Regions from separate parts of the Homo sapiens genome. Here all the other regions are linked to region 1. A link is a loop called in an ENCODE intact Hi-C map of the cell type or tissue named here. Cell type or tissue: dorsolateral prefrontal cortex. All regions are shown on one strand.

Region 1 (8,000 bases):
CTAGGGGTAGGCCCCTCGCCCAACAAGGGCAGCCAGACTTCACCAAGGAGCAGAGATGTTCAAGAAATGTACTGAATGAGCCCTCAGCTATCCACACAAACCATATTAAATGCTTGTATGGGGCCCCAGTGTGGTGGCTTACGCCTGTAATTCCAGCACTTTGGGAGGTGGAGGCGGGAGGATTGCTTGAGCCCAGGAGTCCAAGACCAGCCTAGGCAACATGACGAAACCCTCTCTCTACAAAAGAAATACAAAAAAATTAGTCAGGCATAGTGTCATGCACCTGTAGTCCCAGCTACTTGGGAGCTGAGGGGAGAAGGATCACCTGAGCCAGGGAGGTTGAGGCTGTGGTGAATCGTGAAGGGGCCACTGTATTCCAGCCCAGGCAATAGAGTGAGATCCTGCCTCAAAAAAAAAAAAAAAAAAGTTTGTGGCCAGTCACAGTGGCTCATGCCTGTAATCTCAGCACTTTGGGAGACCAAGGTGGGTGGATCACCTGAGGTTAGGGGTTTGAGAGCAGCCTAGCCAACATGGTGAAACCCGTCTCTACTAAAAATACAAAATTAGCCAGGTGTGGTGGCATGCTCCTGTAGTCCCAGCTACTTGGGAGACTAGTGGGAGAATCCCTTGAACCCAGGAGGTGGAGATTGTGGTAAGCTGAGATTGTGCCACTGCACTCTAGCCTGGGCAACAAGAGTGAAACTGTCTCAAAAAAAAAAAAAAAAAAAAAAGGAAAGAGGAAAGAAACACGAAAAGTGGCTCAACAGTCAAAGACAGGCTTATTTTGGAGAATAAGCCTGAGAGGGGCTTCTGGCCAATTTTGGGAAAGGTTGAAAAGTACCCACTGCAAGATTGAATGCCAACTACTAGCTGGGTCACAATAGGACAAGTAGGGCCTAGTATTGCCTGCTTCCAGGGTTTTTGGGAGAGTGTGTGTTTGGAGGAAGGTTACTGGCTGTCAGAGTGACCGGGGAATGCTATTGGTACTCAGCTACCCAAAGGGACCCAGGATGCTACTACAGCAGACTGTATTTTTCAAAAGTGGCTATGAGAACATTTCCTATCTGACACGCTTTTTCAGTTCACCACTGCTCGTGAAGCTGTGGGGTCCACATTCCTCCCCTGGGCACGTGCAGGCTTTTGCAACTGCCTCAACTTTCAGAGCACTGCAGAAGGGACATTGCTAAGGGATTTCATTCTCTCTCTCTTTCTCTCTCTTTTTAAGAGACAAAGTCTCACTCTGTCGCCTGGTTGGAGTGTAGTGGCGTGATTATGGCTCACTGAAGCCTCGAACTCCTGGGCTCAAGCGATCCTCCCAACTCAGCCTCCTGAGTAGATGGGACTGCAGACACATGCCACCATGCCCAGCTTCGTTTGTTTTATATTTTTTTTTTCTAGAAGTGAGGGGTCTCCCTATGTTGCCCAGGCTGGTCTCTTCCTGGGCTCAAGTGATCCTGTCGCCTTGGCCTCCCAAAGTGCTGGGATTATAGGTAGGAGCCACTGTGCCCGGCCTGCTAAGGGATTTCTGAGGCTGGATCATAAAAGAGTATGCAGCCTCTGCCTGTCTTTCTTTCTTTCTTTCTTTCTTTTTTTTTTTTTGAGACAGAGTCTTCCTCTGTTGCCCAGGCTGGAGTGCAATGGCCCAATCTCGGCCCACTGCAATCTCCACCTCCTGGATTCAAGCAATTGTCCTGCCTCAGCCTCCAGAGTAGCTGGGATTACAGGCACACGCCACCATGCCTAGCTAATTTTTGTATTTTTTTTTTTTTAGTAGAGACGGGATTTCACCATGTTGGCCAGGCTGGTCTCGAACTCTTGACCTTGTGATCAGCCCACCTTGGCCTCCCAAAGTGCTGGGATTCATTAGGCTGTGCAATTTGTGCACTTTCTATAAAAGGTTTGCTAAAAATGAGCTGGGTACCATGGCTTATGCATGTCATCCCAGCACTTTGGGAGGCTGAGGTGGGAGGATCGCTTGAACCCGGGGGTTCGAGACCAGCCTGGGCAACACAGTGAAACCCCATCTCTAAAAAAGTAAACATTAAAAAATTAGCTGGACCTGGTGGTGTACACTTGTAGTACCACATACTCGGGAGGCTGAGGTGAGAGGATTGCTTGTGGCCAGGAGTTCAAGGGTACAGTGAGCTATGATTGCACTACTGCATTCCAGCCTGGGTGACAGAGTGAGACTCTGTCTCCAAAAACAAACAAATAAAAAACACCACCACCACTACCAAAACAGAACACATACCCAAAACCCTCAACGTTTGCTAAAAATGATGAAAACAAGAAAAACAGATATGGCAGTCCATGGAAAGGAACAAAAAGATGTCCAAAAACTTTCCTCAAAGCCATCAAACAAAAGATGTTACTATTTTAAAATAGAAGAATCTGTGAAAATGATTAAGAGTTAGCTTATAAGTATCTCCTCAGCAGATTCTCAAATTGTATAGTTTTTTTGAGGCCAGAGACCTTTTTATACTGACTGGAAAATTCTGCACAAAAAATACCTCTGTGAATCATGATACCAGTTTGTTTTTGGTCTGTCCAGAGTATAATTTTGCCAGAGTATATTTATAATAAGCCATTATTCCTTTTTTTTTTTTATGGCTCTGGGGACTGGGATCAGCTATGCGGTCCTCACTTAGGGAACTTGTGCCTTTGCCGTCAGATGGTGGATGGGGCTGGGTCATCTGAGGCTTCTTCCATCCTAGTCTAGCAGCTGAAGTGAGGAGACCCGAACAGCTGGCGCTCCTTAGACATTTCTCTCTATTTTCACCTGGTCTGTCCAGCTACTTTCGGAAACAAACCAAATAATATCTTTTTTTTGAGACAGAGTCTCGCTCTGTCCCCCAGGCTAGAGTGCAGTGGCACGATCTCGGCTCACTGTAACCTCCGCCTCCCAGATTCAAGGGATTCTCCTGCCTCAGCCTCTCGAGTAGCTGGGATTACAGGTGCGTGCCACCCACACCGGCTAATTTTTGTATTTTTAGTGAAGACAGGGTTTCACATGTTGGCCAGGCTGGTCTTGAACTCCTGACCTCAGGTGAACCACCTGCCTCGGCCTCCCAAAGTGCTGGGACTACAGGCATGAGCCCCTGCACCCGGCCACTTTTTTTTTTTTTTTGATATGGAGTCTTGCTCTGTCGCCCAGGCTGGAGTGCAACGGCATGATCTCCGCTCACTGCAACCTCCGCCTCCCAAGTTCAAGCAATTCTCCTGCCTCAGCCTTCTGAGTAACTGGGATCACAGGTGCGCACCACCACGCCAGGCTGATTTTTTGTATTTTTAGTAGAGACGGGGTTTCACTGTGTTGGCCAGTCTGGTCTCGAACTCCTGACCTCAAGTGATCCTCCCGCCTTGGCCTCCTAAAGTGTTGGGATTACAGGCGTGAGCCACTGCGCATGGCCCAGATAATATACTTTCATCTTCAAGGTTCATTGTATTGAACGGGTTTTACTAACACAGCAGCAGCCTCAATTAACTGTGTTCATTTTATAAAGTATTATTTTTACTTTATTAGTTAAGTTTTATTAATTGTATCTGTTTAAAATGTAGCAATTTTATTTCAATTGATTTTAAATCTTTTTTTTTTTGAGATGGCGTCTTACTCTGTCACCCAGGCTGGAGTGCAGTAGCATGATCTCAGCTCACTGCAATCTCTTCCTCCCAAGTTCAAGCAATCCTTCCGCCTCAGCTTCCCAAGTAGCTGAGATTACAAGCGTGCGCCACCACACCCAGCTAATTTTTATATTTTCAGTAGTGATGGGATTTCACATGTTAGCTAGGCTGGTCTCAAACTCCTGACCTCAGGTGATCCACCCAACTCGGCCTCCCAAAGTGCTGCGATTACAGGTGTGAGCCACCGCTCCCAGCCGATATGGAACATTTCTATTGCCCCAAAAGGTTTATCCCTTCCCAGCCAACCTCCCTACTCCCACCCAAAGTCAACTACTATTCTGTTTTGTTTTGTTTTGTTTTTGAGACGTAGTATTGCTCTGTCCTCCAGGCTGGAGTGCAGGGGCGCGATTTCGGCTCACTGCAACCTCCGCCTTCCGGGTTCAAGAGATTTTTTCTACTTCAGCCTCCGGAGTAGCTGGGATTACAGGTGCGCACCACCACACCCGGCTAATTTCTGTATTTTTAGTAGAGACAGGGTTTCACCATGTTGGCCAGGCTGGTCTTGAACTCCTGAGCTCAAGTGATCCGCCTGCGTCGGCCTCCCAAAGTGCTGGGATTACAGGCGTGAGCCACCGTGCCCGGCTTCTTTCTGTTACTATAAATTCAATTTTTCTTTTCTATAATTTCACGTAAATGGAATCATATAGAGTGTCGGCTATCAACCTACGACCTCATTGTTCTAAGCTGCGAAACTGGAGTTTGGTTCTAGCCCACCCAGGGACGCTGTTAAAAAAAAAAAAAAAAAAAAAAGCTCCGGGAACGGTGGCTTACGCCTGCCTCCTGCCTGGACAAGAAGAGCGAAACTTCGTCTCAAAAAAAAAAAATAAAAAAAAATAAATAATAATTGGAGTTTGGCCCTTTAAATCTTCTTCCTTTGCTGACTGACATGATGCTAAGTTTTTTTCAGTAGAGGGCGCTGGAGAGACGTTGTAGGAGGAAAGGGTTTGGCTTCCAGTTTCCAGACTTGGCTCCTGCAGGGCAGCTACTCCTGCAGCGAGCATGCTTCTCCAGCCTCTGACTCCTACATGCGTGCGGTTTCTTTAGTGTCAGGAAGTTTCTCTGGCACATGGCTCCTGAAATATGGCAGTCAGCAGCACCCACCTCAGCTGAGACACTTCCCTGTCAGCTGCTCTCCCCACCATCTTACTGAATGGACTTCTGCCGCATTCTACTGGTGCCGCACCATAGGGATGCCTTTGTCCTTCGGTGAGCCATGGCCAAGACTACTCCAGCAAGGTCGGGGTCTCAGCCTGGGGCTCTCATCTTTCTCGGGCTATCTTAGACTTAGGAGGAGTGGCTGCTCCTTGTATCTGCTATTTCTTTCTTTCTTTTTTCTTTTTCTTTCCTTTTTTTTTTGAGATGGAGTCTCTCTCTGTCACCCAGGCTGGAGTGCAGTGGCAAGATCTCGGCTCACCGCAACCTCTGCCTCCTGGGTTCAAACTATTCTCCTGCCTCAGCCTCCTTGAGTAGCTGGGACTACAGGCACACGCCACCACGCCCAGCTACTTTTTGTAGTAGGGACGGGGTTTCACCATGTTGGCCAGGATGGTCTCGATCTCTTGACCTCGTGATCCACCTGCCTTGCCTCCCAAAGTGCTGGGATTACAGGTGTGAGCCATTGTGCCCAGTCTATTTCTACATTCGTTAGCATTCTCTTTATTTCTTAGTAACCAGTTCCTCTTACTCAAATCCCCTATCATAGTTAACAATTCTGTATATTAAACAATCGCTGTTTAAATTACTGTGTGGTTTGTCTCCTGGTTGGATCCTGACTGATACACACAGTATGTGTCTCCTTGTGAAGAAGTCATCTGGGCCAGGCACAGTGGCTCATGCCTGTAATATTCCTTGAGTTGTAGGCATGGCTTAGGGTTATTTGTCCTCTCCTTCAGCATAATGTCCGTGTGATTCACTCATACTTTTTTTTTTTTTTTGAGGCAGGGTCTCACTCTGTTGCCCAGGCTGGAGGGCAGTGGCGCCATCATAGCTCACTGCTGCCATGACCTCCCAGGCTCAAGCAATCCTCCCATCTCAGCCTCCCAAGTAGCTGGGACCACAGGTGCACCCCACCATGCCTGGCTAATTTTTAAATTTTTTTTGAGACAGGGTCTTGCTATGTTGCCCAGGCTAGCCTTGAACTCCTGGGCTCAGCGATCTTCCCAGCTTGGCCTCCCAAATTGCTGGGATTACAGGCATGAGCCACCGCGCTTGGCCCATCCACTTGTTGTGTATCAATCAGTAGTCTATTCCTTTTTATTGCTGGGTAATAGTCCACTGAACACATAATCTACAACCTGTTTATCCACTCAGTATGATGGACATTTGGGTTGTTTCCAGCTTAGGGGTATTATGAATAAGGCTGCTATGAATATTCATGTACAAGTGTTTGTGTGGACATATGTTTTCTTTGCTTTTTTTTTTTGGAGACAGAGTCTTGTTCTATCACCAAGGCTGGAGTGCAGTGGTGCAATCTCGGCTCACTGCAACATCCACCTCCCGGGTTCAAGCAGTTCTCCTGCCTCAGCCTCCCAAGTAGCTGGGATTACAGGTGTGCGCCACCACACCTAGTTAATTTTTGTATTTTTAGTAGAGACAGGGTTTCACCATGTTGGCCAGGCTGGTCTCAAACACCTGACCTCAAGTGATCTGCCTGCCTCGGCTTCCCAAAGTGCTGGGATTGTAAGAGTGAGCCATCGTGTCCAGCCATTTTCATTGCTCTTGAGTAGATACTTAGGAGTAGAATTTTTGAGTCACATGGCAGGTGTATATTTAACGTTACAAGAAAATGCCCAGCAGTTTTCCAGCATGATTGTGCCATCTGCATTCCCAAAAATTCTATATGCATTGCAGTTGCCAGCACCTGGTATTGGTATTGTCAATCTTATAAAAAGTTTACACAGAATGGTTTCCTTTTCATACCTTCAGGATACTTTCCTCTACCCGATTCTCCCTTATTAATTTTTGTTTGTTTGTTTGAGACGGAGTCTCACCCTGTCACCCAGGCTGGAGTGCAGTGGCGTGATCTCGGCTCACTGCAACCTCTGCCTCCCAGGTTCAAGCGATTCTCCTGCCTCAGCCTCCCATCCCTTATTAATTTTTAACTATTTTAGCCAGGCATGGTGGCTTATGCCTGTAATCCCAACATTTTGGGAGAATGAGGCAGGGGGATTGCTTGAGGCCAGGAGTTCCAGACCAGCCTGGGCAACATAGCAAGACCTCCATCTCTACAAAATATAAAATTAACCAGACATGGTTGCAAGCGCCTGTAGTCCCAGCTACTCGGGAGGCTGAGGTGGGAGGAGTGCTTGAGCTCAGGAGGTGGAGGCTGCAGTGAACTATGATCACACCACTGTGCTCCAGCCTGGGTGACAGAGTGAGACCCCATTTCAAAGAAAAAAAGAAAAGAAAAAAAAATTGCATGCAGCCCCTGGGAAGTGTGGATGCTGCTGGTGTTACTGAGTAAAGCCCTCCCCATCTGGCATCCGGGAGTGAGCTCCCAGCACAAAGACTGTTTTTGTCCCTGCTAACATGAACAAGTGCTGTCCACAGAACACAGAGTTCACAGTCATCCATCCAACTTGACCAAGAGGCCAGTGGGAAAGGACTGTATTTATAACAGCCCCAAATGTCATACCAGTGACTTAAAAACAAGCAAACAAAAAACCACAGTCACCCAGCCTCTTGTTTGAAAAAGTGGCGGGATAGCAAGGACCATCAGATGTTTAAGAAAACTAGCAGCCTGAAAGAGAAACATTTAAGTAAACAAGCAGAAGGAAAGTGAACTGACCCCAGAGGAAACAGACAATTCACAGGACCAAAAGAACATGGAGGAAAAGAAAAAACCCTAACTGGTACACTCAGGACTGGCTTCATGGGCATGCAACCTGTGCGTTCACATGTGGCCCACCCTCTTTTCAATGCTCCACTGTGGCCATCTCAACATTCTTTTTCTTTTCTTTTTTTTTTTTGAGATGGAGTCTCTCTCTGTCGCCCAGGCTGGAGTGCATGACACAATCTCAGCTCACTGCAACCTCCGCCTCCTGGGTTCAAGTGATTCTCGTGCCTCAGCCTCCTGAGTAACTGGGACTACAGGCGCCCACCACCACATCTGGCTAATTTTAGTATTTTTATTTTTATTTATTTTTGAGATGGAGTTTTGCTCTTGTTGCCCAGGCTGGAGTGCAACAGAATGATCTCAGCTCACTGCAATCTCCACCTCCTGGGTTCAAGCGGTTCTCCAGCCTCAGCCTCCTGAGTAGCTGGGATTACAGGCACGAACCACCAAGCCAGGCTAATTTTTGTATTTTTAGTAGAGACGA
Region 2 (8,000 bases), 150 kb after region 1:
GTCTTGAACTCCTGGGCTCAAGCAATCTGCCCGCCTCGGCCTCCCAGAGTGCTGGAATTACAGGCGTGAGCCACTGTGCTCGGCTGCACGATGTCTTTTTAACCTCTTTGAGCCTCTGATTTCTCAGCTGAAAGTGTGGTACGGATGGGTCTCATTACTGATGATGCTTACTTTGATCACTTGGTTAGGGAGGTATCAGCCAGCCATCTCCACCATAAAGTGACTCTCTTTTTTCCTTTGTAATTAACAAGCATCTCCTGGAGAGATACTTTGAGACTATGCAAACATCCTGTTATGCCTCAAACTTTCCCTGCTAGTTTTATCATCCATTCATGATCCTTGCTTCAATCCAGTACTATAATGCTGGGTGCAAAATGGTGATTTTCCTCACCCTGGCATCCTCTCTGCTCCTCATGCCTGGCTTTTCTGCTGCAAGCACGAGCATTCTGTTTCCCCAGGCGCTGTTGTTTTAAAAAGCTTTCTTGGAGGGTCTACTGTGCAGCCAGGCTTCAGATCCAGTGATTTCTCTGTTCTTCAAATTGCTTTTTCTCCTTCACACACATCTTGGCCATCTTTCTGTATCACCCCGCTTCCCTGCTTTGCGATGGCTGTGCTATAATGTATTTAACTGACTCCCTGATGGGCGTTGGGATGGCTTCCAGTTCAGGGCTTTCACTGTAATGCTGTAGTGGGCAGCCTTACACAGCCGTGTACTTTTCTAGAAGTCAGAGACCCGGAGCAAGGGAAGCCTGCCTGGGACAAATTGTTCAATTGTGAGTATTATTGTGGCCAAGTCTTTTTGTTTTTGTTTTTGTTTGAGACAGTGTCACTCCGTCTCCCAGGCTGGAATGCAGTGGCACAATCTCGGCTCACTGCAACCTCCACCTCCTGGGTTCAAGCAATTATCCTGCCTCAGCTTCCCAAGTAGGTGGGAGTACAGGTGCCCACCACCACACCAGGCTAATTTTTGTATTTTTAGTAGAGACAGGGTTTCACCATGTTGGCCAGGCTGGTCTCTGACTCCTGACCTCAAGTGATCCGCCCTTCTTGGCCTCCCAAAGTGCTGGAATTACAGGCATGAGCCACTGCGCCCGGCCTCTATGGTGGTCAAGTCTTCACTGTCTTCCTTGAGGGCAGCAGGGTCCTGGGCTAGCAGGTCATTTCTGCTTCCCCGCGGGTCCTCCACCTGCTCTGGGTCTGATCAGTTCTCCCCGCCCCAGGGCTGTGAGGAGCGGCTGACGCCCTTTGCTGTCTTCCCGAGGCCCTGGAGTGCCGTGCGTGTGAAGGAGTACGGGTATACGCGGCTGCACATCCTCAACGGGACCCACATCCACATCCAGCAGGTGTCGGACGACCAGGTCAGTGAGGGGCAGGCCGAAGTCACCTGACTGTACAGCCAGGCCCCTCCAAGCAAATGAGCTGTTAAAAACGTGGGCTCGGCCGGGCGCAGTGGCTCATGCCTGCAACACCTGCAATTTGGTGGGGCTAAGGTATGAGGATCGCTTGAGTCCAGGAGTTCAAGACCAGCCTGGGTACCATGGTGAGACCTAGTCTCTACAAAAAATACAAAAAATGGCCAGGCACGGTGGCTCATGCCTGTAATTCCAGCACTTTGGGAAGCCGAGGCAGGCGGATCACAAGGTCAGGAGATCGAGACCATCCTGGCTAACATGGTGAAACCCCTTCTCTACTAAAAATACAAAAAAAATTAGCCAGGCGTGGTGGCAGGTGCCTATAGTCCCAGCTACTCGGGAGGCTGAGGCAGGAGAATGGCGTGAACCCGGGAGGCAGAGCTTGCAGTGAGCCGAGATCGCACCACTCCAGCCTGGGCGACTGAGCAAGACTCTGTCTCAAAAAAAAAAAAAAAAAAAAAATTAGGCCAGGTGCGGTGGTTCATACCTGAAATCCCAGCACTTTGGGAGGCTGAGGTGGGCAGATCACTTGAAGTCAGGAGTTAGAGACCAGCCTGGCCAACATGGTGAAACCCCGTCTCTACTAAAAATACAAAAATGAGCTGGCCATGGTGGCGGGTGCCTGTAATCCCAGCTACAAGGGAGGTTGAGGCAGGAGAATCACTTAAATCTGGGAGGTGAAGTTTGCAGTGACCCAAGATGGCACCACTGCCCTCCAGCCTGGGAGACAGAGTGAGACTCTGTCTTGGAAAAAAAAGGAAAATTAGTCAAGTGTGGTGGCAGATGTCTGTAGTCCCAGCTACTTGGGAGGCTGAGGCAGGAGGATCACTTGAGTGCAGGAGTTAGAGTTTGCAGTGAGCTATGATCTCGCCTCTGTACTCCAGCCTTGGCAACAGAGTGAGACCCTAACTCAAAACAAAAAAACGAACAAATGTGGACTGTAGAACTAGAAACCTGCTCCTGCTGCTTACCAGCTGAGTGACCTTGAGTCACTCATCTAATTTTTTTTTTTTTTTTTTGAGATGGAGTCTCGCTCTGTCACCCAGGCTGGAATGCAGTGGTGCAGTCTTGGTTTACTGCAACCGCCACCTCCCAGGTTCAGGCAATTCTCCTACCTCAGCCTCCCGAGTAGCTGGGATCACAGGCGCCCACCACCACACCCGGCTAATTTTTTGTATTTTTAGTAGAGACAGGGTTTCACTGTGTTGGCCAGAATGGTCTCGAACTCCTGACATCAGGTGATCTGCCTGCCTCAACCTCCCAAAGTGCTGGGATTACAGGTGTGAGCCACTGTGCTGGGCCCACTTATCTAACTTCTTTGCCTCAGTTTTCCCATCTGTGAGAGGGGATAATCATAGTTTCCACCTCACAGGACTACATGGGGGTTGAAGGACTTATTATATATAAAATGCTTAGAAGAGTGCGGAACTTGGTAAATTCTGTAGGTATTTACCATTGTGAGGCAGGGGAAGATAAAGATGGGGGGTGGGACACAGGTAGGGGAAAACAATAAGATGAGTATGTGGTACAGGTGGCTTAAGGTTAGGTGGATCCAAATAATAATGGCTCACCTTTCTTTATTTTTGCCATTGTAGTTTTAAAATAATGACAATATTTATGATTTATTGAGCACCTACTGCATACCAGGCACTGCCTAGATGCTCTGCATTTAGTAGCACTTTATTTATTTATTTGTTTTTGAGACAGAGTTTCACCCTGTCGCCCAGGCTAGAGTGCAGTGGTGCAATCTAAGCTCACTGCAACCTCCACCTCCCAGGTTCAAGCAATTCTCCTGCCTCAGCCTCCCGAGTAGCTGGGATTACAGGCACATGCCACCACACCCGGCTAATTTTTTGTATTTTTAGTAGAGATGGGGTTTCACCATGTTAGCCAGGCTGGTCTTGAACTCCTGACCTCAGGTGATCCACCCACCTGGGCCTCCCAAAGTGCTGGGATTACAGGCATGAGCCACCGCATGCGGCCCCAGTAGCACTTTATACACCAAAACAATCCCACAGGAGTGGATTTCCTCTCCATTTTATAGGTGAGGGAACTGAGGCTCAGAGAGGGGAAGTAATTTTCCCAGGGTCACACAGTTGGAGGACGGCCAAGCTGGGATCTGATAGCTACCATTTATCGAGTGGCACATGCACCGGGCGCAGACTTTTGTGTGCATGATCTCACTCTGTTCTCATGATGACTCTGGGCATCTATTACTTTGTGCATTGCATAGAACATGGAAGTTTTGCTCAGAGAGTCCAGCAACATGCTTAAGGCCACCTAGAGGGTGGATGCGCTGGCCAGGTGCAGCAGCTCATGCCTTTGGGAGGCTGAGGCAGGCGGATCACTTGAGGTCAGGAGTTCGAGACCAGCCTGGCCAACATGGTGAAACCTTGTCTCTAGTAAAAATACAAAAATTAGCCAGGCATGGTGGTGCATGCCTGTAATCCCAGCTACTTGGGAGGCTGGGGCAGGAGAATGGCTTGAACCTGGGAAGCGGAGGTTGCCACTGCACTCCAGCCTGGGTGACAGAGCAAGACTCTGTCTAAAAAAAAAAAAAAAAAAAAAAAAGGAGAGAGAGAGAAAGAGTGGATGTGCTGGAATATAAAGCAAGGTCTGTCTGACTCCAGAGTTTGTGCTCTAATAATAGCCTACACTTACATAGCCCTTTCCATATGCTGGGCTCTGTTTACAAATACTATCTCATTTAACTCCCACAACATCTATGATGTGGGTACTGTTACTCTTCCTATCACTTTTCAGATGAGGAAAACTGAGGCCCAGAGAGGCCTAGCCACTTGCTCAGGGTTGTACAGCCCATCAGAGGGCAGAGAGGGGACTGGAACCCAGGCCATGTGGCCCCAGAGTTCAGGCTTTCAGCTCTAACTACTGTCCCTGTTTTTGTCCCTCACAGGATGGGAAGATCGTAGATGATGTCTGGGTGGTGAGACCCCTGTTTGGCCGGAGGATGTACCTCTAGGGATGGCGGCAGCTCTCCTCCAGAAGCCTAGGTTTTGCCGCCTTGGCTGCTGTGACCAGAAACTGCCCAGGCCTGGGTGGGGAGTTGGGTGGGCCCTGACTCCCCTGCCCTCCAGAGGCCCCATGTAGGGTACATGCAGCCCTATGGAGCTGGGGCAGCTGTTCCCTCCTGGAGAGGTGGGAGTCCTGGCTGGCTGTGGAGGGAGGGCAGGTGTGCGGGCACAGAGTGACACACGGCAGGTTTCTGCTGGCAGGGCCCCACCCTCCTGCATAGCTCTGATCGGGCGAGGTGCCCACGGGGCTTCAGGAATGAAGAGGCTTAAGCTCTGGCTCCATGGATTCTGCACATCTGCGGGGGATGCCGCTGGGCTTCCTCCTCTCCTGCCCACCTGGCAAGGGCATCGCCAGGTGGGCACAACCGTCATGACACTACTCACCAGCAGGTGGCGTCAGGGGCTTTTTCTTCTGAGCCCGGCACTGAGAGTTGGTCTGAAGCCTGGCTCCTTCTTCACTGCTCCAGGACTGCTATGAAGAGTCCCTTCATGCCTCAGTTTCCCAGCCTGGCACCATCTTATTCGGGAAGAGGAGACGTGTTAACACTCTTGCCTCCTAGCTAGGACAGATGACAAACCGCAAGAGCCACAGACTTGCCAGTTCCTTCCCTCTTTCCTTCCTTTCTTTCCCTTCTTTTATTTATTGAATCATAATTTATTGAGCATCTACCATGTGCCAGGCTCTGTTCTCAGTGCTGGAGAGACAGCTGTGAATGAGACAGAGATCTCGGCCCTCACAGAGCTGACATCCTAACCAGAGAGTTGGACAAAAATCACGATAAATGAGTTGGTTAAATAGCGATTTGTGAGTAGAAAACGCAGGGACGGTGAGAGAGCAGTTTCAATTTTCAGGGGGATCTCACTGAGAGGGCAACATTTGATCTGAAGGAGGTGGGGAAGGAGCCAAGTGGGCAGACATCTGGGGGAAGAGCATTCCAGGCAGAGGAACAGCCAGTGCAAAGGCCCTGAGACAGAAATGTGCCTGGCCGGCTGGGTACAGTAACTCACATCTGTAGTCCCAGCACTTTGGGAGGCCGAGGCGGGCAGATCACTTGAGCCCAGGAGTTTGAGACCAGCCTGGGCAACACAGCGAAACCCTTTCTCTACCAAAAATATGAAATTTAGCTGGGCATGGTGGTGTGTGCCTGTAGTCCCAGCTGCTCAGGAGGCTGAGGCGGGAGGATGGCTTGAGCCCAGGAGGTTGAGGCTGCAGTGAGCCATGATTGCGCCACTGCACCCCAGCCTGGGCAACAGAGCAAGACCCTGTCTCAAAAAATATATATAAATAAAAAAGTTTTAAAAAGAGAAAAATAAACAAAGAAACGTGCCTGCCCTGTTGGAGTGTCCACGAGGAGGCCACTGTGGCTGGAGCAGGGAGAGTGAGAGGGAGACCAAGCTTGAGGACAGGGCAGTGGTGGGGATGGCTTGTATGGAGCCTTACAGGCCACGGTGAGGACTTTGGGTGGAGCCAGGGGAGGCTCTGAGCAGGTGAAGGAAGTGATCGGACTCCACGAGTCACAGGCAAAGGCCCCAGGGCTGACAGCTGCCCCAGGGCCTGCGGGCTCCCAGCCCTGCCAGATGACCTGAGATCTATCTATTCCCCCGTCATGGGGCGCGGTTTCTGCCTCCACAGATTTCATTCCCTCCCACCCGCCCCTCACTTGGCCCAAGGCACGCAGGACTCCTTGCCGTTCCTGGAACACAGCCAGCTCTTTCTCACTGCGGGGCCTGGGCGCTGGCTGTCTGCCCCCTGTGTGCCCTCTCCCCAGCTCATCCCAGGCTGGCGCCTTCTCAACCTCAGGTCTCAGACTCGGTGTCCCCTCCTCAGAGGCCTTCCCTGCTGACCCCAGCTAAAGTAGCCTGTGTTGCTGCCTGCCCCACCCCCGTTTTACTTCGATCTGCAATTCTTTCCTTGATTGGTTAACTTGTTCATTGGCTGTTTACACCCGTAAAGCTAAGTCTGTGAGGGTGGTGACCATGAGTTCAACGCCTCTGCCAAATCCTCCCAGGCCCCTTCTTGGGCTGGATTGGGGACTCTGGGCTCCCCGCTAGTTCCAGTCCTGCGCATTCTAGGCCATCACCGTTTGGGGATGGGTCTCTCTGACTCCCCCACTGGACTTCAACCTCAGAGGGATGGGGCCCAGAGCTGCGTCCCAGCATTGCCCAGCACAAGATAGATACTTAATAAATATTGATTGCCTTAATGAAGGCCACCACATGCCAGGCTCCAGCCGGGCAATGCCAGGGACAGCGATGAATCAGCTACAGTCATGCCCTCTGGGAGCTCGCAGGCAGGCAGGGAAACACGGTTACTCAACACAGGTGATGAGCAGTAAGAGAATCCCGTGGCGGGCCGGGCCAAGACGGTGAGGTCACAAGCTGGACGGTCATGGAGTGCTGTGGCCGCCGACTGAACTGGTGCCCTGTGTGGGTCTGGCATGCCCTGTCCCGGGCTGGGTGAGGCTGTGGACATGCCGGGAGGTGGCAACCTCCACAGAGGGCAGAGGTCAGACACTGGAGTCAAACAGAAACTGGTTCAAATCCCAGCCCCACCAATTCCTGTGTGACCATGGGCAAGTCGGCAACCCTCTCTGAATCTCTGTTTCTTCATCTATAACCCAAGAATGATAATACTCTGTGAGGCTGCCTTGGGGTTAAATGAGATTGAAAGCCTTGGGATCGATATTGATTCCTCTTTTTCTCATGCTCCACATCCAAGTATCTGGAAAATCCTGTTTGCCTTGCCTTCGAAATCGATCTAGACTCTTTTTTTTTTTGACATGGAGTTTCACTCTTCTCGCCCAGGCTGGAGTGCAGTGGTGTGATCTCGGCTCACTGCAAACTCTGCCTCCTGGGTTCAAGCAATTCTCCTGCCTCAGCCTCCCAAGTAGCTGGGATTACAGGAGCCTGCCACCACACCTGGCTAATTTTTGTATTTTTAGTAAACATGGGGTTTCACAGTGTTGGCCAGGCTGGTCTCAAACTCATGACTTCAGGTGATCCACCTGCCTTGGTCTCTCAAAGTGCTAGAATTACAGGTGTGAGCCACTGCGCCCAGCTCGATCTAGACTCTCTACGCTTTTGGCACCCCCAAAGCCCCCACCCTGGTCCTGTCTACACTCATTTCCTACAGACTCCTTGGACTTCCTGCTCCCTCCTTTTCCCGGGAGTCTGTTCCCCACACACAACCAAAGGCACCTGTGAACACCTGCATCAGATCACATCCGCCCCTGCTCAGAGCCCTCCTGTGGCTCCGTCTCAGGTCCACGAGGCCCCAGACGATCTGCCCCTGTCACCCCTGTGTCCTCACCCCCTCCAATCACCCCCCTCGCCCACTCTGCTGCAGCCACACTGGCCTCTGCATTGGACTCCCCACCCACTTTTGCACTGGCAGTTCCCTCTGCCGGGGACACTGTTCCCCCAGGGATCTGTATGACTCCCTTTATCCCCCCCTCAGGCCTTTGCTCAGTGCCACCCTCCCTGACCCTCTTGTTTAAAACAGCTCCACCTAACCGGAGGTCATCAGGTTCGGTGAAATAAGCCAGGCACAGAAAGA
Region 3 (8,000 bases), 230 kb after region 1:
TGCGCCATTTAACTCCTGTAGTGGTTACCACCCCCCAAGGAAAAGGTTCCCCCCACCAAAAAAAAAAATAGATTCCCCCCCACTCACAAAAAAAGATAGGTCCACGGAAAATCTGTGAGTGTGGCCTTATTTGGGAAAAGGGTCTTTGCAGATGTGTCCTGAGTTAAGGATCTGGAAATGAGGTCACCCTGGTGTATCCGGGTGGGCTCTTATCTACTGAAAAGTGTCCTTTAGAGAAATGCAGAGGAGATTTGGGGCACACAGAGAAGCAGCCATGAGTCAGGAAAAGCCAGGGGCCTTCCAGGAGAAGCCAGAAGGGGCCAGGAAGCAATCTGTCCTGAAGGCTTCAGAGGGAGGAGAGCCCTGTCCACACCTGCACTTCAGACTTCGGCTTCCAGAACTGAGAGAATACAGCCAGGCATGGAGGCTCACGCCTGTAATCCCAACACTTTGGGAGGCCAAGGCAGGTGAATCACTTGAGGCCAGGAGTTCGAAACCAGCCTGGCCAACATGGCGAAAACCTGTCTCTACTAAAAACACAAAAATTAGCCGGGTGTGGTGGTGGGCACCTGTAATCCCAGCTACTCAGGAGGCAGAGGCAGGAGAATTGCTTGAACCTGGGAGGCAGAGATTGCAGTGAGCCGAGATCGCACCACTGCACTCCAGCCTGGGCAACAGAGCGAGACTCGTCCTCAAAACAACAACAACAACAACAAACCAGAACTGAGAGAATACATGGCTGCTGTTTCAAGCCACCACGCTGGGAATTTGTGATCGCAGCCCAGGAAACATGACCCTCGTAGCCGCCTTCTGCGGAACTACTGTACCTTCCTTGGCCTGTTTCACAGATGAGAGACAGGAACAAAGATGTCAACCTGAGGTCACAGAGCCAGAAAGTGATAGAGGCAGGATTCGAATCCTGGCATCGGGCCTGGGAGTTCCTGCATATCCTCACCATGCAGCACTGAGAAGTGGGTCAGGGCTCCCTTCACTACCCCACTTGTGGGACCACAGTTACCAACAGAGAAGTGCCTGTGTCTTCCCAGGTGGCTGGTCACGGAAGGAGGGCAGGCCCCAAGCCGCAGACTCCAAAAGGGAGGCTGTCGTCCTAGGGTGATCCATGGAGACTTGGGGTGGAGAGGTGTTGGCTGGGGGATGAGATGGGGCAGCAAGCAGGGTCCTGGACTGCCCTTGGGGGACACGGGGGCAGCTCAGAGCCACGCTTGGGGACTGCTGGATTATACGAAGGTGAACTCTCTGTTCCCTCCTCTCCCTGCATCTTTTTTCTTTTCTTTTTTTTTGAGATGGAGTCTCGCTCTGTCGCCCAGGCTGAAGTGCAGTGTCGAGACCTTGGCTCACTGCAACCTCTGCCTCCTGGGTTCAAGCAATTCTCCTGCCTCAGCCACCTGAGTAGCTGGGATTACAGGCACAGGCCACCACGCCCGGCTAATTTTTGTATTTTTAGTACAGACGAGGTTTCACCATGTTGGCCAGGCTGGTTTCGAACTCCTGACCTCAAGTTATCTGCGCGCCTCAGCCTCCAAAGTGGTGGAATTACAGGCATGAGCCACCGCGCCCAGCCTCCTCCTACGTCTTTGTCTCTGCCTTCCTTTGTCTCTCTCTTTCATTCTCCTGCTTAGTCTTTTTCATTATTTGAACAGGTGGCCCAAGCCCATGGTACAAAATGTAAAAGATCCCAAAGGGAATAAATGGGAAAATCAGCCTCCCTCCCACCTTACCTCCTTCCCCATGCCCAGCCTCTCAGTTCTGCTCCCCAGAGGCAGCCACTGATACAAGTTTCTTGTGCTTCCTTCCAGATATGTCTGCATGTACCAGGAAATACTTACATGCATATACAGACATGTATTTTCCTTCATACAGATAGCATAATGGGCCAGGCACGGTGGCTCATGCCTATAATCCCAGCACTTTGGGAGGCTGAGGCGGGTGGATCACCTGGAGTCAGGAGTTCGAGACCAGCCTGACCAACATGGTAAAACCCCGTCTCTACTAAAAGTACAAAAATTAGCCGGGCATGGTGGCTTGCGCCTGTAATCCCAGCTACTTGGGAGGCTGAGGCCGGAGAATCACTTGAACCCGGGAGGCAGAAGTTGCAGTGAGCCGAGATTGTGCCATTGCACTCCAGCCTGGGCGACAGAGAGTCTGTCTCAAAAAATAAAAATAAAAAAAATGTTGAATGTTGGCATAACGGGCACATCCCTCTGCCCCTTACTTTTTCCTACTTAACAATGTATCTTGGTGGTTGTTCCCTGCTGGTACATAAAAAGCAATTTTGATCCTGTTAGCGGCTGTGTAATATTCCATTGAACAGAGGAACCATGAATGATAGGAACAGCCACTGTCACTGGACATTTAGGGGGCTTGGAGTCGTTTGGTGTTTTTTATTTTATTTTGTTTTTTATTTTATTTTGAGACAAGGTCTCACTCGCTCTGTCGCCCAGCCTGGAGTGTAGTGGCACAATCTCAGCTCACTGCAACCTCCGCCTCCTGGGCTCAAGTGATTCTCCCACCTCAGCCTCTCAAGTAGCTAGGATTACAGGTATGTGCCACCACGCCTGGCTAATTTTTTTATTTTATTTTATTTTATTTTTTATTTATTTATTTTTTTGAGATGGAGTCTCGCTCTGTCGCCCAGGCTGGAGTGCAGTGGCGTGATCTCGGCTCACTGCAAGCTCTGCCTCCCGGGTTCACGCCATTCTCCTGCCTCAGCCTCCCAAGTAGCTGGGGCTACAGGTGCCCGCCACCACGCCCAGCTAATTTTTTTGTATTTTTAGGAGAGACTGGGTTTCACCGTGTTAGCCAGGATGGTCTCGATCTCCTGACCTCGTGATCCACCCGCCTCGGCCTCCCGAAGTCCTGGGATTACAGGCGTGAGCCACCGTGCCCGGCCAATTTTTTTCTTTTTTGTAGAGATGGGGTTTCACCATGTTGCCCAGGCTGTTCTGGAACTCTTGAGCTCAAGCGATCCTCCCGTCTTGGCCTCCCAAAGTGTTGGGATTACAGGGGCCCTCTCTTCCTGTTTTCTGGCTCTTTGTGTATCTTGTTGCTGTCTCTGCCTCTCCCTGTCCACACTCTTCCCTCCTTCTATCCAACCTCAGTCCTGCCTCTCTGTCGCCCCCTGCAGGGTGAAGTGGGCTCACTGCCCCTCCAACCTCACAAACCTCTGTGGTTTGTATCTGGGGCAGACAGCACCCACCCCAGCCCACCTTTCTACTACCCCTGCCCCCTCCCGACCTGGCTGCACTTTCCCACCCTCCACAGCCCTGATAGAGAGCCCAGGATCTGCTCCCCCAGCCCCAGGTGCCCACCCTCCAGGACCCCTGCCCTTCCCCCTCTACCAGCAGGCTTGGGCCCCAGGACGTGCTGACTCCTGGGGGTGACAGGTTTTGCAGCAGGTGCAGTGGGAGCTAGGCTTGGGCAAGTTGGAAGCGGTGCCTCGGCTGGGTCAGAGCCTCTTCCTCCTGCCGCCCAGCCGGGCCTTCCTGCCCTCCCTGCCCAGCAAGCAGAGCAACGTCAGGTCAGCCCTGGGCTGGGGACAGACAATAAACAGACCTGCCCAAGGCCCTGCCCTGGTGAGGATGACATTCGGGCAGGGTGAGAGACTGTGATCCAGTGACAGCCACACGCACAGAGGTATTTACAAAGCATGCTGAATGCAAGAAAGGACGAATGGGGTGTGATAGAGAATAGCAGGGAAGGGGAATTTATCTGGCCTGGGGATGGCCCAGCTCTCTTTCTTTGTACCAGTAGAGAACAATCACCAAACCATCTTGTTAGGCAGAAAAAAGCAAGAAGGGTGTGTGCCGTATGACAAGGTGACTTGTTTTGTTTTGTTGAGACAGTCTCTGTCACCCAGGCTGGAGTGCAGCGGCACGATCTTGGCTCACTGCAGCCTCGACTTCCCAGGCTCAAGTGATCCTCCCACCTCAGCCTCCGAAGTAGGTGGAACCAGAGGCACTTCCCACCATGCCTGTTTTTTTTTGTTGTTGTTTGTTTGTTTTTGGTAGAGACAGGGGTCTCGCTATGTTGCCCAGGCTTGTCTCAAACTCCTGAGCTCAAGCCATCCTCCTACCTCAGCCTCCCAAAGTGCTATAATTACAGGCACTGCACCAGGCCAGTTTTTTTGTTTTGTTTTGTTTTGTTGAGACGGAGTCTTGCTCTGTCACCCAGGCTGGAGTGCAGTGGCACTATCTCAGCTCACTGCAACCTCTGCCTCCCAGGCTCAAGCGATTCTCCTGCCTCAGCCTCCTGAGTAGCTGGGATTACAGGCATGCACCACCATGCCTCGCTAGTTGTTGTATTTTTGGTAGAAACGGGGTTTCGCCATGTTGGCCAGGCTGGTCTTGAACTCCTGACCTCAAGTGATCCGCCTGCCTCAGCCTCCCAAAGTGCCCGGATTACAGGTGTGAGCCACCATGCCCGGCCATTGGCCGGCTTTTATTATTTCATCTAGTTCCCTGGTTGTCGACAAGGTGATGCTTCCCAGATTTTCATCTCAGCCCCGACCCCTCTCTCAGACTCCAGCCGGTACATCCAGTTGCCCCTGGCATCACCCCTGCGGATACCTCGTACTTCACATATATGCATGGAGTACTTGATTTCCCAAGAACCCCCTCAAAGAGCTGCCCCATTCTGTCTGACCTCATCTCCCCTTCATTCTCTTCACCCCACACTGGCCTCCGTGCTCTTCCCCAACCCACCAAACCCCGTCGCACCTCAAGGCCTTTGCACTGACTGTTTCCTCTCCCAGAATGCTCCTCTCCTAGGCCTTTGTGCAGCTAATTCCTTCCCCTTCTTCAGGTTTCTGCTCAAATATCACCTCCTCCGAGAAGCCCTCCCTGACCACCCCAACTAGGCAAGGCTTCCACCTGCTCTTCTCTGCCCTGACAGCGCATTCTTCACCTTCAAGGCACTTAGTGCTGTTTGTCAATTAACTAGTTACTTGTTGAATTGTAACTAGTTAATTGACATCCCTTCCCCCACAAGGCTGCAAGCCCCGTGGGGACAGGAATGGTGTCTGTTCTTTCACCACATTACACCCCAGTGCACAGGGCTTGGCCATTGAAGGCATCTCATAAACATCTGTTGAAAGAACAGGTGGTAGAAAGCAATGAGAGGCTCCGGACCTTGTTTGCTTTATAAAAATTATATTTTTTATCAGCCTGGGTAACATGGGGAGACCCCCATCTCTACAAAACATTTAAAAATTAACTGGGCATGGTGGTGTGTGCCTGTGGTCCCAGCTACTTGGGAGGCTGAGGTGGGAGAATCACTTGAGCCCAGGAGGTTGAGGTTACAGTGAGCTATGGTGGTGCCACTGCACTACAGCCTGGTGACAGAGAGAAACCCTGTCTCAAAAAAAAAATTACACTTAGGCTGGATGTAGTGGCTCATACCTGTAATCCCAGCACTTTGGGAGGCCACAGTGGGTGGATCACCTGAGATCAGGAGTTGGAGACCAGCCTGGGCAACATGGTGAAACCTCGTCTCTAGTAAAAATACAAAAAAAAATTATTTGGGCGTGGTGTCACATGCCTGTAATCCCAGTTACTGGGGAGGCTGAGGCAGGAGAATGGCTTGAACTTAAGAGGCAGAGGTTGCAGTGAGCCGAGATTGCACCACTGCACTCCAGTCTGGGCAACAGAGTGAGACTGTCTCAAAAATTACACTTAAAAGTGTAATAGGCTGGGCACAGTGGCTCATGCCTGTAATCCCAGCACTTTGGGAGGCTGAGGTGAGCAGATCACTTGAGGTCAGGAGTTTGAGAACAACCTGGCCAACATGGTGAAACCCCATCTCTAGTAAAAATACAAAAATTAGCTGGGTGTGGTGGCAGGTGCCTGTAATCCCAGCTACTCGGGAGGCTGAGGCAGGAGAATCGCTCCAACCCGGGAGGTGGAGGTTGCAGTGAGCCAAGATCGTGCCACTGCACTCCAGTCTGGGTGACAGGGCGAGACTCCATCTCAGGAAAAAAAAAAAAAAAGTGTAATACTTAAAAGAAGTAATACGCATAAGTGATACCAAATCCAAAAGTTTCAAAGGACATAGAGTACAAAGTCATTGTCCCCACCTTGCCTGTCTCGGACGCCACCAGATCTCGCCCGCAGAGTCACTTTCTGGAAGAGATCTGACAAATCTTCATTTTATATACATATATATATATATATATATATATGTATGTATATTTTCTTCTTCTTTTTCTTCTTCGGCATCCATTTTGAAGCACAAGGCCCACTGTTCCATATCTTGCTCTTCTACTTAATAACTGCCTCGTAGATACTTTCTTATTAGCAACATAGAGAGAATTGGCATACTGTTTTTGTTTTGTTTCTTATTGAGGTATAATTTACATACAATAAACTACGCCCATTTTAAATCTACAGTTTGCTGAATTTTGACAAATGTATACACCCATATAATGACAACTGCAATTAAAATGGAACTTTCTCATCAGCCCACAGCATTTACTCTTGTGCCTTTTTGTAGTTAAGCCCCACCAGCCTCGTGAAATTACAGACCTGCTGTATCTGATTCTAGATTAGTTTTGCTTTTTCCAGAACTTTAGATAACTGGAATCACATAGTCGGTACTCTTTTATGTCTGGCTTCTTTCTTTCCTTTTTCTTTATTGTTCTTTTGTTTATTTATTTACTTTGAGTCGGAGTTTCACTCTGTCGCCAAGGCGACACTGAGCAGTGGTGCAATTTTGGCTCACTGCAACCTCTGCCTCCCGAGTTCAAGCGACTCTCGTGCCTCCCGAGTGGCTGGGATTACAGGCGTGCATCAACGCTTGGCTAATTTTTGTATTATTAGTAGAGACAGGGCTTCATCATGTTGGCCAGACTGGTCTTGAACTCCTGAGCTCAGGTGATTCGCCCGTCTCGGTGTCCCAAAGCGTTGGGATTACAGGCGTGATCCGCCGCGCCCGGCTTTCTTTTTTCTTTATGCTCTAAAATCTATCACTGGCCAGGCCTAGTGGCTCACACCTATAATCCCAGCACTTTGGTAAGTCGAGGCAGGACTATCTCTTGAGCCCGGGAATGTGAGACCAGCCTGGGCAACACAGTGAGACTCCCATCACTACAAAAAATACAAAATTTGTAAAATAAATAAATTTTAAAAATGTATCACTGTATTGCCTGGCTTCTTTCATTCATCACAATGTGTTTGAGAGTCATCTGTGTTTTGTATGTACCCATAGATCATTCCTGGGCTGGGCGTGGTGGCTCACACCTGTAATCTAACACTTTGGGAGGCCGAGGCGGGAGGATTGCTTGAGCTCAGGAGTTCGAGACCAGCCTGGGCAACATGAGGAGACTCCCTGTCTCTACAAAAAAATACAAAAATTAGTTGGGCTTGGTGGTGTGTGTTTGTGGTCCCAGCTACTTGGGAGGCTGAAGCAGGAGGATCGTTTGAGCCCAGGAGATGGAGGTTGCATTAAGCCGAGATCGTGCCCCTGGACTTCAGCCTGGGAGACAGAGCCAGACCCTGTCTCAAAAAAAAAAAAAAAAAAAAAAAAAAAGGTGATTCCTCTCCTTGCTGAAGTGTGCTCCATTGTGGCCATTCCAGTTAGTTTATGCACCCACTCGTTGCTGGGCACTCGGGTTCCCCTCAGTTTGCAGCTGTTATGAAAAAGTACCGTGACCAGGTCTCTGTGTGGACAATGTTTTCATTTCCCTTGGCTAACTACTTCAGAGCAGGGTCACTGTGTCGTAGGTTGTGCATATTTTTTGTTTTATAAGAAATTGTCGGCCAGGTGCAGGAGCTCATGCCTGTAATCCCAACACTTTGGGAGGCCGGGGCGGGTGGATCACAAGATCAGGAGTTCAAGACCAGCCTGGCCAATATGGTGAAACCTCATCTCTACTAAAAATACAAAAAAATTAGCTGGGTGTGGTGGTGCATGCCTGTAATCTCAGCTACTCAGGAGGCTGAGGCAGGAGAATCGCTTGAACCTGGGAGTCGGGAAGTTACAGTGAG

Evidence for each region. Hi-C counts contacts between places; a loop is a spot of excess contacts. Peaks named below come from ENCODE experiments on the same cell type or tissue, not always from the same donor. Only the 100,000 strongest peaks of a DNase experiment are listed, where the experiment ranks them.
Region 2: it touches region 1 in a loop (5-fold over the local background); 20 of 110 quality-filtered maps call a loop at or near these places.
Region 3: a loop joins it to region 1, with 4 times the contacts of the local background. A loop is called at or near these places in 15 of 110 quality-filtered maps.

Annotation. Positions count from the first base shown.
Region 1 is chr19:38,957,698-38,965,697 of GRCh38, forward strand. The region is part of intron 1 of FBXO17 (F-box protein 17); the gene reads right to left. Among named protein-coding and RNA genes, the nearest start is that of FBXO17, 14 kb to the right of the region's middle. In dorsolateral prefrontal cortex, a CTCF peak has its summit at 4,586 (motif pointing right); a DNase peak (open chromatin) is centred at 4,654; H3K4me3 peaks cover 1,049 bases; H3K27ac peaks cover 1,490 bases.
Region 2 is chr19:39,105,727-39,113,726 of GRCh38, forward strand. It overlaps ACP7 (acid phosphatase 7, tartrate resistant (putative)), which reads left to right. Exons shown (of 13, transcript NM_001004318.3): 12 at 1,221-1,358; 13 at 4,327-5,767. The coding sequence ends at 4,392. Among named protein-coding and RNA genes, the nearest start is that of PAK4, 16 kb to the right of the region's middle. RefSeq lists an enhancer at 4,708-4,777. In dorsolateral prefrontal cortex, a CTCF peak has its summit at 4,828 (motif pointing right); DNase peaks (open chromatin) are centred at 669, 4,845 and 6,820; H3K27ac peaks cover 4,649 bases.
Region 3 is chr19:39,184,286-39,192,285 of GRCh38, forward strand. No RefSeq gene overlaps it. Among named protein-coding and RNA genes, the nearest start is that of NCCRP1, 8.7 kb to the right of the region's middle. In dorsolateral prefrontal cortex, CTCF peaks have their summits at 3,140 (motif pointing left) and 3,341; a DNase peak (open chromatin) is centred at 3,136.